2 separate regions of the Homo sapiens genome follow, and region 2 is linked to region 1. A link is a contact called in ENCODE Hi-C or POLR2A ChIA-PET data. All regions are on one chromosome and are shown on one strand. The core of a region is the stretch at or near the end of the contact, and the rest is flanking DNA. Distances in the headings are between cores, read along the strand shown.

Region 1 (5,552 bases), core at 886-3,385:
AAGACTGCTAACAGCTATTGGCAAAGACCTTCAGAGTTATCATCTGCCTATTCATGACAATAAGAGCTAGGAGATTGACCTGCTAAATGCCCTACTGAACCGCTGATGACAAGTATGTCTTTAATTTCAACTCTAAAAAATAGGATATGGTGTAACAGAAAGAGAACTTTGGATAGAAAATCAGGATACCTGGCTGGGTACGGTGGCTCACGCCTGTAATCCCAGTATTTTGGGAGGCTGAGGTGGGCAGATCACTTGAGGTCAGAAGTTTGAGACCAGCCTGGTCAACATGGGGAAACCCCGTCTCCACTAAAAATGCGAAAATTAGATGGGTGTGGTGGTGAGTGCCTGTAATCCCAGCTACTCGGGAGGCTGAGGCAGGAGAATTGCTTGAACCAGGGAGGTGGAGGTTGCAGTGAACCAAGATTGTACCACCGCACTCCAGCCTGGGTGACAGAGTGATACTCCATCTCAAAAAAATAGAAAAATTTTTAAAAATTAAAAAGAAAATCAGGAGACCTTAATATAGTCTTGATGTGCTCTAGCTAGGTGGAATTCCTCCCCAGGCTCTGGAGAGTAAAGCTGCTGAAGAACTCATGAACAGGAAGTTGTAGCATATAGGCCATTCAAAATTGTCTCTAGGCTGGGCGCAGTGGCTCATGCCTGTAATCCCAGCACTTTGGGAGGCTGAGGCAGGTGGATCACCTAAGGTCAGGAGTTTGAGACTAGTTTGGGCAACATGGTGAAACCCTATCTCTACTAAAAATACAAAAATTAGCTGGGCATGGTGGCATGTGCCTGTAATCCCAGCTACTTGGGAGGCTGAGGCAGGAAAATCACTTGAACCCAGGAGACGGAGGCTGCAGTGAGCCGAGATGGTGCCACTGCACTCCAGCCTGGGTGACAGAGTGAGACTCCATCTCAAAAAAATAAAGATTGTCTCTAAATGATAAGGGCCAGAGATAATGTGGGTAGCTAGGGCTATCTTATCCTTTTATCTTTCTTGATCACATATCATCCATCGGATTTTCACCCAGTCTCTGGAGTCAATCATATGACAAATTAGGTGGCCAAAGGGCAAACAGTAGAAAAAAATGAAGGAAAAAAAATGTAAGTCATCCCCAGGCTAGAGGACCATATGTTGAACAGTTGAGAGGTGCCTATAAATGTGTGGGAAGGCTGATGGGGAGGGGTCAAGTCTGCCAGCTTCCCAGCCCCAGAGACGGTGCCATGGGATGGGCATAAGGAAGCCTTTGCCCAGGACATGTCTAAGGTATCCGCTGTGGCCCACTTGAAGCCTGCCAGGCGTACCTGCCCGGCTGTGTCTTCCCTTACTTAAGGCCACTCTTGTCGGTGGCCCTGCCTCTGGTGGAGTAAGGAGGTGCTCTGCCATATAAAGCACTTTTGATTTCATGGGCTGACTATGATGGTGCTCCAAGGGAGTATACCAAAATCAGAGATGTTCCTGCTCTTTGACTCAGCAATTCCGAGGTAAAACTTGAGAGAGGGTTAATTTGAAAAATTGGGTTTTCATTTGCTTGGGCTATGGAGCAAAATGAGATATACCTTCCATGTCCCCCTGAAACCATCCATAAATTCTGCGATTCTCACAGGAAGGGATAATTTTAGTGAAACTGAGGAAGGAGCTCACCTATGTGGTAAGGGGTAAATAAATAGGAGGCTGAACAGTGAGAGCTGTGATGACACTCAGGCTTGCAAGCTGATTCACCTACCAGTCGAGCAAGACTGCCCCAGGCAAACCTTCCAAAGCAGAAGGAGAAAAATGTCTCATGAACACTCACCCATGTGACCTGAGGCTGAGTCATCCGTGGTTAATTCCGATTCATTTATGCCTTTTATCTTTCTGGATATTCAGGGAAACAAGGGTCTTTTGTCCAGCTAGAAGCCAGACATCTTTTTTGAAACCATCTTGTTCTTGAGTTGCATCTAATGGGCCATCCTCACATTGGTGAGTCACTGTGTCTCAGGCCAGCCTTCCACCCTCATCCAGCTCTTCCTCAACCAGAGTGGCCCCAACTCTTTCCTCACTGATTGCGTGCCTTCTGGGTACTGTTTGTGTGCTGGGTGTGGGTGTGGCAGGGAGCAGGCGGTCTCTCTCCTGTGGGTGAGCACATTTCCAGGCTGATGAGGAGAGACCCTGCCCACATCACACCCTAATGTACCTTACCCCACTCTCCTTATCTGTAAGATGACTCACATGTACTCTCGGTGGAGTATTTGGAATCCTGGAATCTTATAACATTCAATGCAACTTGTTACCTCCCACAATTGTTACCTCACCCAATCTTTGATTGAAAGAATAAAGCAAATGTAATATCCTGGGTATCATCTCAGTTCAGGGGAAAAACCAGTCTTCTTTAATCTGATAAAGGAGACTACCTAAATCCTACCGAGAATGGATAAGTAATACATGATTTTATATATATATATATATATAATTTATTTATTTATTTTTTGAGTCGCAGTCTCACTCTGTCGCCCAGGCTAGAGTGCAGTGGCACAATCTCAGCTCACTGCAAGCTCTGCCTCCCGGGTTCAAGCAATTCTCCTGCCTCAGCCTCTCAAGTAGCTGGAACTACAAGTGCCCACCACCATGACCAGCTAATGTTTTATATTTTTAGTAGAGATGGGGTTTCACTGTGTTATCCAGGATGGTCTCGATCTCCTGACCTCGTGATCCACCCACCTCAGCCTCCCAAAGTGCTGGGATTACAGGTGTGAGCCACCACACCCGGCCATGATGGAATATATTAACCAATAGTGAAAATAAAGGAATTACAGCTACATGAAGTAAAATGAATAAATCTTAGAAACAATGCTGAGTGAAAAAAACTCAAGTCCTGGAATCTCTCTGGATAAGAACATAGCAATTGTATAAAGATAAAATCTAGCTACGTGAATATTATAGATATTTTGGTAATTTGTAGAAAACACTGTGTGTGTGTGTGTGTGTGTGTGTGTGTGTGTATTAGTTTCCTGTCACTGCTGTAACAAATTACCACAAACTTGGTGGTTTAAAGCAACAGATTATTATATTATGCTCTCACAGTTCTGTAGGCCAGAAGTCTGAAATCCATTTCACTGGGCTAAAAATCAAGGCCTTGGCAGCACTGTGCTTCCTCCAGAGGCCCTGGGGAAGAATGTGTTCCTTGCCTCTTCCAGTTTCTTGTGGCTGCCAGCATTCCTTGGCCATATCCCTCCAGTGTCTGCTTTGTGGTCACATGGCCTTCTCTTCTGTAGTCGATCCTCCCTCTGCCTCAATTCATTAGGACACTTGTGATTGTATTTAGGGCCCAACTGGATAATCCAGGATCATCTCCCCAGCTCAAGAGCCTTAACTGAATCATATCTGCCAAGTCTTTGCCATTCACTGTAACATTTCCAGGTTCCAGGGATTAGAATGTAGGCATCTCAGGTTCATTGTTCAGCCTATCACTGTGTGTGTGTGTGTGTGTGTGTGTGTGTGTGTGCATGCGCATTTTTTTCTTGGAATGATAAATACCAAGTTTAGCAACAGTGGTGCTGGAACAGATTTGTACAGGCTTGCCACAACCGACTACACACATCTCTTCCAGCTCCGCACTCAGTTACTTTAGGTTGGTAGCTTGACATCAGTCACATGGGATTATTTACACCATGGAAGTTGACAAGAACTGCAAATCAGTGTTTTTTCCCAGAGAACTGGTTTACACTGTCAGTAGCGTGGTTACCTTCTTAGTGGGAAAGGCAGAGGGGTGGAATTAGGTTTGGTAATGCTTTAGTTTTTAAATTGGATGGTGTGTTAACAGGTGTTTGTTTTACTATTATGCTTTAAATGTACATAGGTTTTTTTGTGGGTTTTTTTTTTTTTTGAGATGGAGTCTTGCTTTGTGACCCAGGCTGGATTGCAGTGGCTCAATCTCCGCTCACTGCAACCTCTGCCTCCCAGGTTCAAGCAATTCTCCTCCCTCAGCCTCCCAAGTAGCTGGGATTACAGGCCTTCACCACCATGCCTGGCTAATTTTTTTTTTAAGTAGAGATGGGGTTTCACCATGTTGACCAGGCTGGTCTTGAACTCCTGAACTCAAGTAATCCACCTGCCTCAGCCTCCCAAAGGGCTGGGATTACAGGAGTGAGCCACCATGCCCAGCCTGTACATAAGGTTTTATATACAGACATAATACTGATTTTTTTAAGAGAAAAAATGGAAGGCAGCAGGAAGTTTCTGATCTTTCAAAAAAGAAATAAAACAATACCAAAGGCTGGTGAGAATGTGGAGACAGTGGACCTTTCATATATTGCTGGTGGGGATGTAAATGACACAGATACTCTGAAAAATAGAAAGGCAGTTTTCTTTTCATTTTGTTTCTCTTTTTTTTGAGATGGAGTCTTGCTCTGTCGCCCAGGCTGGAGTGCGGTGGCATAATCTCGGCTCACTGCAGCCTCTGCCTCCTGGGTTCAAGCCCTTCTCCTGCCTTGGCTCCCAGGTAGCTGGGACTACAGGCGCACGCCACCACACCTGGCTAATTTTTCTATTTTTAGTAGAGACGGGTTTTCCCCATGATGGCCAGGCTGGTCTTGAACTCCTGACCTAAAGTGATCTGCCTGCCTCGGCCTCCCAAAGTGCTGAACCCCCAAGCATGAGCCACCATGCCCAGCCAGGATGGCAGTTTTCTACATAGCTAAACATATTCTTACTATCCCAGCATTGCACTCCTGGAAATTTATGCCAAATAAATTAAAACTTATATCCATACAAAACCTTGACATAATGTTCACTGCAGGTTTACTTGTAGTAGCCCCAAACTGGAAACAACCAAAATGTCTTTTAATAGGAGAATGGTTAAACAAGCTATTGTGCTTAATTATTGATACATGCAAAAACTTGGATGGACCTCAAAGGCATTATGCTGAGTGAAAAAAAGCCAATCATGAAAGGTCACATATTGTATGGATTTATTTATATTGCATTCTCAAAATGATAAAATTATGAGTCACCATGCCTTATCTGAAGCAAGCTTCCCCATTATAATCTGATCATCAGTATGGGGAGCAAATACAGTGTTTCTTCCTTACCCTGACCTGCTGGACTTTCCTCATCTGCCCCTGCTTTTAAATCTCTGTCCAAAGCTGCCTTGATGCTCTTTATCATGGACACTGAGCACAGAGCAGCAGTTTAATAAGATTTCCTGACAAAAGCAGCCCACTGAATTGGATGTTTTCTCTCTCTTTCTTTTATTATTGTATTTGAATTTCCCCCTAGCCAGATGGCTGATAACAATTCTGTTTCTCTTCTTTTCCAATAAGTAAATTCCAGACTCAAGAATATCCCCTCAACAGGCCAGAAAATTCCATCTTTGATAAGCCAGTGGGTAGAGTTAATGGAGGAAGAACTTGCTGATCAGGGACTCTCAGTGTGTTAGTCTGTTTTCATGCTGCTAATAAAGACATACCCGAAACTGGTTAATTTATATGGGAAAAATGTTTAATGGACTCACATTTCCACGTGGCTGGGGAGGCCTCACAATCATGGTGGAAAGCAAGGAGGAGCA
Region 2 (5,451 bases), core at 987-3,486, 47 kb before region 1:
TAAAAAATCCATGTTCAAATCCTAGAGCCACTTCTTATTAACTGTTTTAAAGATATCTCACTTGTCCACACCTCAATCTCATCTGTACAAGAATAATACCTATTCCTCAGAGTGCTTGTGAGGCTTAAATGAGTTATCTGCATGCAAGTGCCTTGTTTAATGATAAAATGTTGTCTAAATGTTAAACATAATTACTAATCCAAGCACCTTGCTCTTAAAAAAACAAAAAAAGTTCCCTTGTGCACCCTGCCAGTCAATCCACTCTCCCCCGGGGAACCACCACTCTGCCCCCTATCATCATAGATTGTTTCAGAAACCTAGATTTGAACCCCAGTGCTGCTCACTGTAACTGATGAATTTAAACCAAGTACCTTATTTCTCTGAGTTGCAGTTTTGTAAATGCAGTAAAATGGGTTGTTTTTTGTTTGTTTGTTTCATTTAAAGGCCAGGCTTAATGGCTCACGCTTGCAATCCCAGTGCTTCAGGAGGCTGAGGCGGGAGGGTGGCTTAAGCCCAGGAGTTTGAGGCTACAGTGAGCTATGATGGTGTGACAACACTTCAGCCTGGATGAGAGAGAAAGACCCTGTCTCTAAAAAATATTAAAATAAATAAACTTACATTGGAGGGTTGTTGCAAAGTATGCTAGGGTAGTAAGATAAGCTTTCTAATAAAGAGCCCTAACATGTAGCAAGCTAAGGAGCAAGCAGTTTATTTCTGTCACAAAACCACCCAGGATGGATGCTCTGGAATGGTGAGTGGCTTGGACACCAACTCTGATAAACAACTTGTGTTTTTTGTTTGTTCGTTTGTTTGTTTGTTTTTGAGATGGAGTCTAGCTCTGTTGCCTAGGCTGGAATACAGTGGCGTGATCTCTGCTCACTGCAACCTCCGCCTCCCAGGTTCAAGCAATTCTGCCTCAGCCTCCCGAGTAGCTGGGATTACAGGCGCCTGCCACCACACCCAGCTAATTTTTGTATTTTTAGTAGAGACGGGGTTTCACTGTGTTGGTGAGGCTGGTCTCAAACTCCTCACCTCATTTTCTGCGCACCTTGACCTCCCAAAGTGCTGGGATTACTACAAGCGTAAGCTACGAAGCCTGCCCAACTTGTGTTTTAAGACCACTCCATGTTCCACCAGCTCAGCTAACAGGAAAGGAGGAAGGAACATCAAAGAGGCAGCCTGCTTTCTAAAAGCTCTGGCTGGAGATTGGCAGGCCCTTGCTCAGCTTCCATTGGTGAAAGTGTGGTCACATGTCCTCACCTGGCTTCCAGGGTGACCGAGGAATGCAGTCCCAGGCTGGACAGCCATGTTCCAGCTACGACTCTTGGAAGAGGAGAACAGATTGTGGTGTAGAGCTACTGCATAAGGAGTAAATGAGAGAATGAGGGTAAAGAGCTTAGAATAGTCCCTGAAATGAGGTAGTAATCAAATATCAGCTGTGTTGATATTATGCATTCTCTCATGCAGTAGGAATTAGAAAAGAAAGCTTTTTCTCAAACTAGGCCACACAATGACTCTTTCAAGGAAAAATGTACTGATCTCATGATCGTATTCTGCCAGCTTCCTTGGCAGCTCTGAACGCATTTCTTAGCTCCTTTTCTCTAAAGGTCTCCATTCTTCTGCCCCAAAGAGCTTCTAAAATAATCCCTAGAGTGACAATCTTGAAAGACAGGCCATGGAGCAAGTTCAGCCTCATCTGCTGAAATGCCCCCTTATGAGATGAGCAAGAAGAGAAGACAATTAAAAGATGATAAATGGGCATCAGATTTGCTCCATTTCCCAGCCTAGTTTTGGCCTCACTATGAATTCATGCAGACCAGTGTGGAGACCCTGGGAGTTTTTTTCCTGTTAACCATGGCACTGACTACCTCCCATCCTGCTGGCAGACTTGTGGGGAGGGGGTGTGTGGTGGGCACCTGGCAAAAGAGGAGATCTGAGATTGATTGATGGGAAGCCTTCCAATGCCATAAATAATGCAGCCCTGAGTCCCATTAGCCATGGAAATTCGCAACAAGTAACTAATGAAGTCTTTAATTATGAAGCCTAGCTATTTAGTGTTCCAAGAAGGCACGGTTCCTAATAAATACTCTGGCAGAGGCCATAAGCAGGGGGTGGGCTGTGTTGTGTGGCTGGTCGAGTATATGAGAGACCACCCACAAGGCCGAGATGGCAGAGCAGCTGGAGTGTGGCTTGTTTGTGACCTCAGCAGATGGGCTGCCAAGGAAAAAAAGTTCCCGACTGCCCTTTTCCCTGCCCCTTACCCCGCCCTCTGGACCGCCCAGACGCGTGTGAGGAATTGGGCCATGGCTATGGCCAGCCCACCTGCACGCAGCTCATCCACAAACATTACCTGGCTCCTTAACGACTTGTTTTGAGCATTTCCACCAGTTAATTAATTTGCAGGTTCACCTGTTAGCTGTGAATAGGATGTGATTTCTTCCATCCTGCTTGTTACGGCTTCCAACTGTGACCATGTGCAAGCATTGCTTGGGGAAGAAAAAGTAGGAATGATTCTATCCTCTACATAGATTATGAAAAAAAAAATGGGGAAACCAGGAAGCACTTCTTATAAAAGTGCATTCAAGGTAGAGATGTCCGGTTTGGGGGGGCAAATGGATTCCCTAAGACTGTGTCCACAATACAACATAAAATGGAGGCAATTCTCCAGATCATTTGGGCTGAAATTATTTTACTGAAAGATCCAGAAAGTTGAAGCTGGGTTGCTTTTACATTTATTTTTTGTTTCTAGTCTGACTGGTCCAGAAAATTACCTCAATTTTCCAGCTCACTTCACTTGTCCGGCCAACTTACGGGGAACTCAGTTAATTGCTTTGTTCCTGACAAGGTTCAAATCTCAAGTCCAAGAAATGTGGCTTCTAGAGGCAGCCCTGGTGTGCTTGGGCCATCCCAACACTGCCTTCCCAATGACTGGAGGGCATCAGCGCTACATTGGGGTAGGTGATGGAGAGAATGCCATGTCATCTAAAAACTAAGAGCCATATAGACCCCACCATAGACTTCCAAGGGAATTATCAAAAGAAGGGAAGCCTATATTAGAAACTTTCAAAGCTCCTTCGGGTGGTATCCATGGAAACTAGAGGAAACAAAGGTAACAGGCCAGCCTTACTTCAGGTTGTGGAGGCGGCCCAGAGTGAGTCTGAGCTAATAAAGAATGCTCACTAAAGTTCCTGCACAATCTGTTGAGACACTTGCAAGCCTCGGAGCATTTTTTACTTTGGCCTGGAGCCCTCTGAATCTATTTAGCTGATGATTAATTGCAGGAAAGGTCCTGGGAAACAGATCAGGAATAGAAAGTGGTTTATATCAGAGTGATCATTAAAATTTGATCAAAAGCTAGACTTGGCTAGTTACATTTTGAAGGCATTTTCTGAGCAAGTTCTAAAAAGCAGTTCCCAGCCTTCCCCACCATGAACTCTCATTGAATTTCCAAGTAATGTTTTCGGGCAGTGCTACAAAATGGGTCAGAAAGAAGTGGAACAAAGCAGCTGAGTGGGTTGGGATCTTTTCAGGTGGTGATGTGGAGAGCAGAGCAAAAGAAGGGGTTTCAGGGATAAGGCAACTGGTGAAAAGCTTCAGAAGCATCCGCAGCAATGAGTATGATTGACTTCAATCTCTGTGTAGGAAAAAGTAGCATACAATCGATTTTGAACTTACATGTCACTTAGGTCTTATAAATTAGTAAGTCTGAAGGTTGGGATTAATAATATTTTCCCATAGCTGCAGTGCTACAAATCCTTAGTTTTAGGTGTCGCCTTAGATGACAGTTCTTCCAGAAGCCTCCCATCCATCCACCCAGGCTGCACCAAAGACTACCTCTCCTGGTGCCCCCAGCACCATATCTACCCAGGGTAACTTTATTGTACAGTTGTGAGTGTCTTTTTATATCTGCATCCCCTACTAGACTATAAGTTCATTTTGAGAGGACTTTTCAGCTCTAGCTCAGTGCTTAGTACTCATAAGTGTTTCATAAATATCTGCTGAATGAATGGAAAAATGAATAGTTGTTAAGTTTCCAGCTCTTCCAAAGAAATCTGTTTCAACAGGAGAAAAGTAAAACCCTAACTCTGATTTTTTATAGATGATATCTGTTATTCTCTGCTACCATCCTGACACAAGAATATACCCTACGTGACAATTCCTGATAGTTACATGGGTTCACACTGCTTCTGTCAGAAAAGGAATTTTGGCTTCCAATCAGGAACTCAGAACACCAAAACCATATTCATTCTGCTTCGATGCCTTTAATAAAGACAGTTGCTTTCTGCCTCCCCACCTGCTGTGGCTGGGAAAGAGGATTCTTTTCCTTTCTTTTCTGCTTATGCCCTTTCTACTTAGTATATAAAGAGGAGTATCTCCTAGGGGTTGCAGCAGAAAGGACTCGATACTCAAATTCATAAGCACAGTTCTTGTATCCCAGGGAACACCCATTAAGCAATGGATGTGTATCCTGGGAGCTGTCTGTCTGTCTCCCTCCCTCTCCCCCCCATATTAAAAAGGAGGAAAATAAATAGACCATTTTGAACTTTTATATTTCTCTTGTAATAAAATCATTAAGAATGCTCAGCTCAGTCTGTTCTTGCTCTGCACTCTCACAGCCAAAAAGAAGCAGCTATCCCCAGCCACTTTGAAAGCATCTACTACTTTTTATTTTTTTAACACTGTTTCCTTTGTGCATTCCTTAGCTTTGCTCTTGCCATCTTGCAATATACAAACACATCCCTTTCCATCTTGAGTTGCCATTTGATCAGGGAAGCTTTTGCCCTTAACTGTCTGGATTGTGGAGATTTTTAGCTACTTTATTGTTAGCTGATGTCCTTGGCAGCTGGAGTGAGGAGGTTTGAGGATAGCAAAAGTATAATAAGAAAGTAAATTATGTAGGTAAGAGGTAAAGACTGATCTGCCTTGAAGGCAACATCTATCCCATTCACGTTTTGTGAAAAATATTTATATAGTCAAATAATATAACTAGCGACTATTAATTTAACCAAAATGTGCTATAACTATCTGGGAGAATGAAGAATGGAAAGAAGGGACATACTGGGAGAAGGGGAAACATGGGAAGGTTTTAAGGAGTTAAATTTAGCTCTTCCATAGGAGAAAGTCAATACATAATGTGCAATGCTTTCAAAGCAAGGGATTACTACAAATTTTAATATGTAGCATTTTCATTCACTTCATGATTTCATTCACTTCATTCCAAAATATTTTCTAATTTCCATTTTGATTTCTTCTTTGATCCAGAGGACATTTAAAAGCATATTCTTAATTTCCATAGATAGGAAGGTTTTCTTTTCTTTTCTTTTCTTTTCTTTTCGAGACTGTGTCTCGCTCTGTTGCCCAGGCTGCAGTGCAGTGGCGCCATCTCCATTCACTGCAAGCTCTGCCTCCTGGGTTCATGCCATTCTCCTGCCTCAGCCTCCCGAGTAGCTT

What was found. Hi-C counts contacts between places; a loop is a spot of excess contacts on that map. ChIA-PET counts read pairs that join two places held with the same protein, here RNA polymerase II (POLR2A). Pooled maps may share reads with other maps.
Region 2: a map of endothelial cell of hepatic sinusoid shows a loop between it and region 1 (6-fold over the local background). The contact joins two enhancer-like sites. A Hi-C loop is called at or near these places in 1 of 168 maps with a recorded cell type or tissue (endothelial cell of hepatic sinusoid) and 1 of 50 pooled maps. POLR2A ChIA-PET finds 5 or more read pairs at or near these places in 2 of 52 experiments (GM12878 and OCI-LY7).

Annotation. Positions count from the first base shown.
Region 1 is chr5:78,696,279-78,701,830 of GRCh38, reverse strand. The region is part of intron 4 of LOC124900191 (a long non-coding RNA gene); the gene reads left to right. Among named protein-coding and RNA genes, the nearest start is that of LHFPL2, 50 kb to the right of the region's middle. RefSeq lists a cis regulatory region at 1,816-1,826 and enhancers at 1,749-1,893, 1,225-2,424. Within about 2 kb of position 2,135, at least 10 of the 41 ENCODE cell types and tissues checked have a DNase peak (open chromatin) inside an H3K27ac peak, as active enhancers do.
Region 2 is chr5:78,743,941-78,749,391 of GRCh38, reverse strand. All of the region lies in intron 3 of LOC124900191 (a long non-coding RNA gene), which reads left to right. Among named protein-coding and RNA genes, the nearest start is that of LHFPL2, 98 kb to the right of the region's middle. Within about 2 kb of position 2,236, at least 5 of the 41 ENCODE cell types and tissues checked have a DNase peak (open chromatin) inside an H3K27ac peak, as active enhancers do.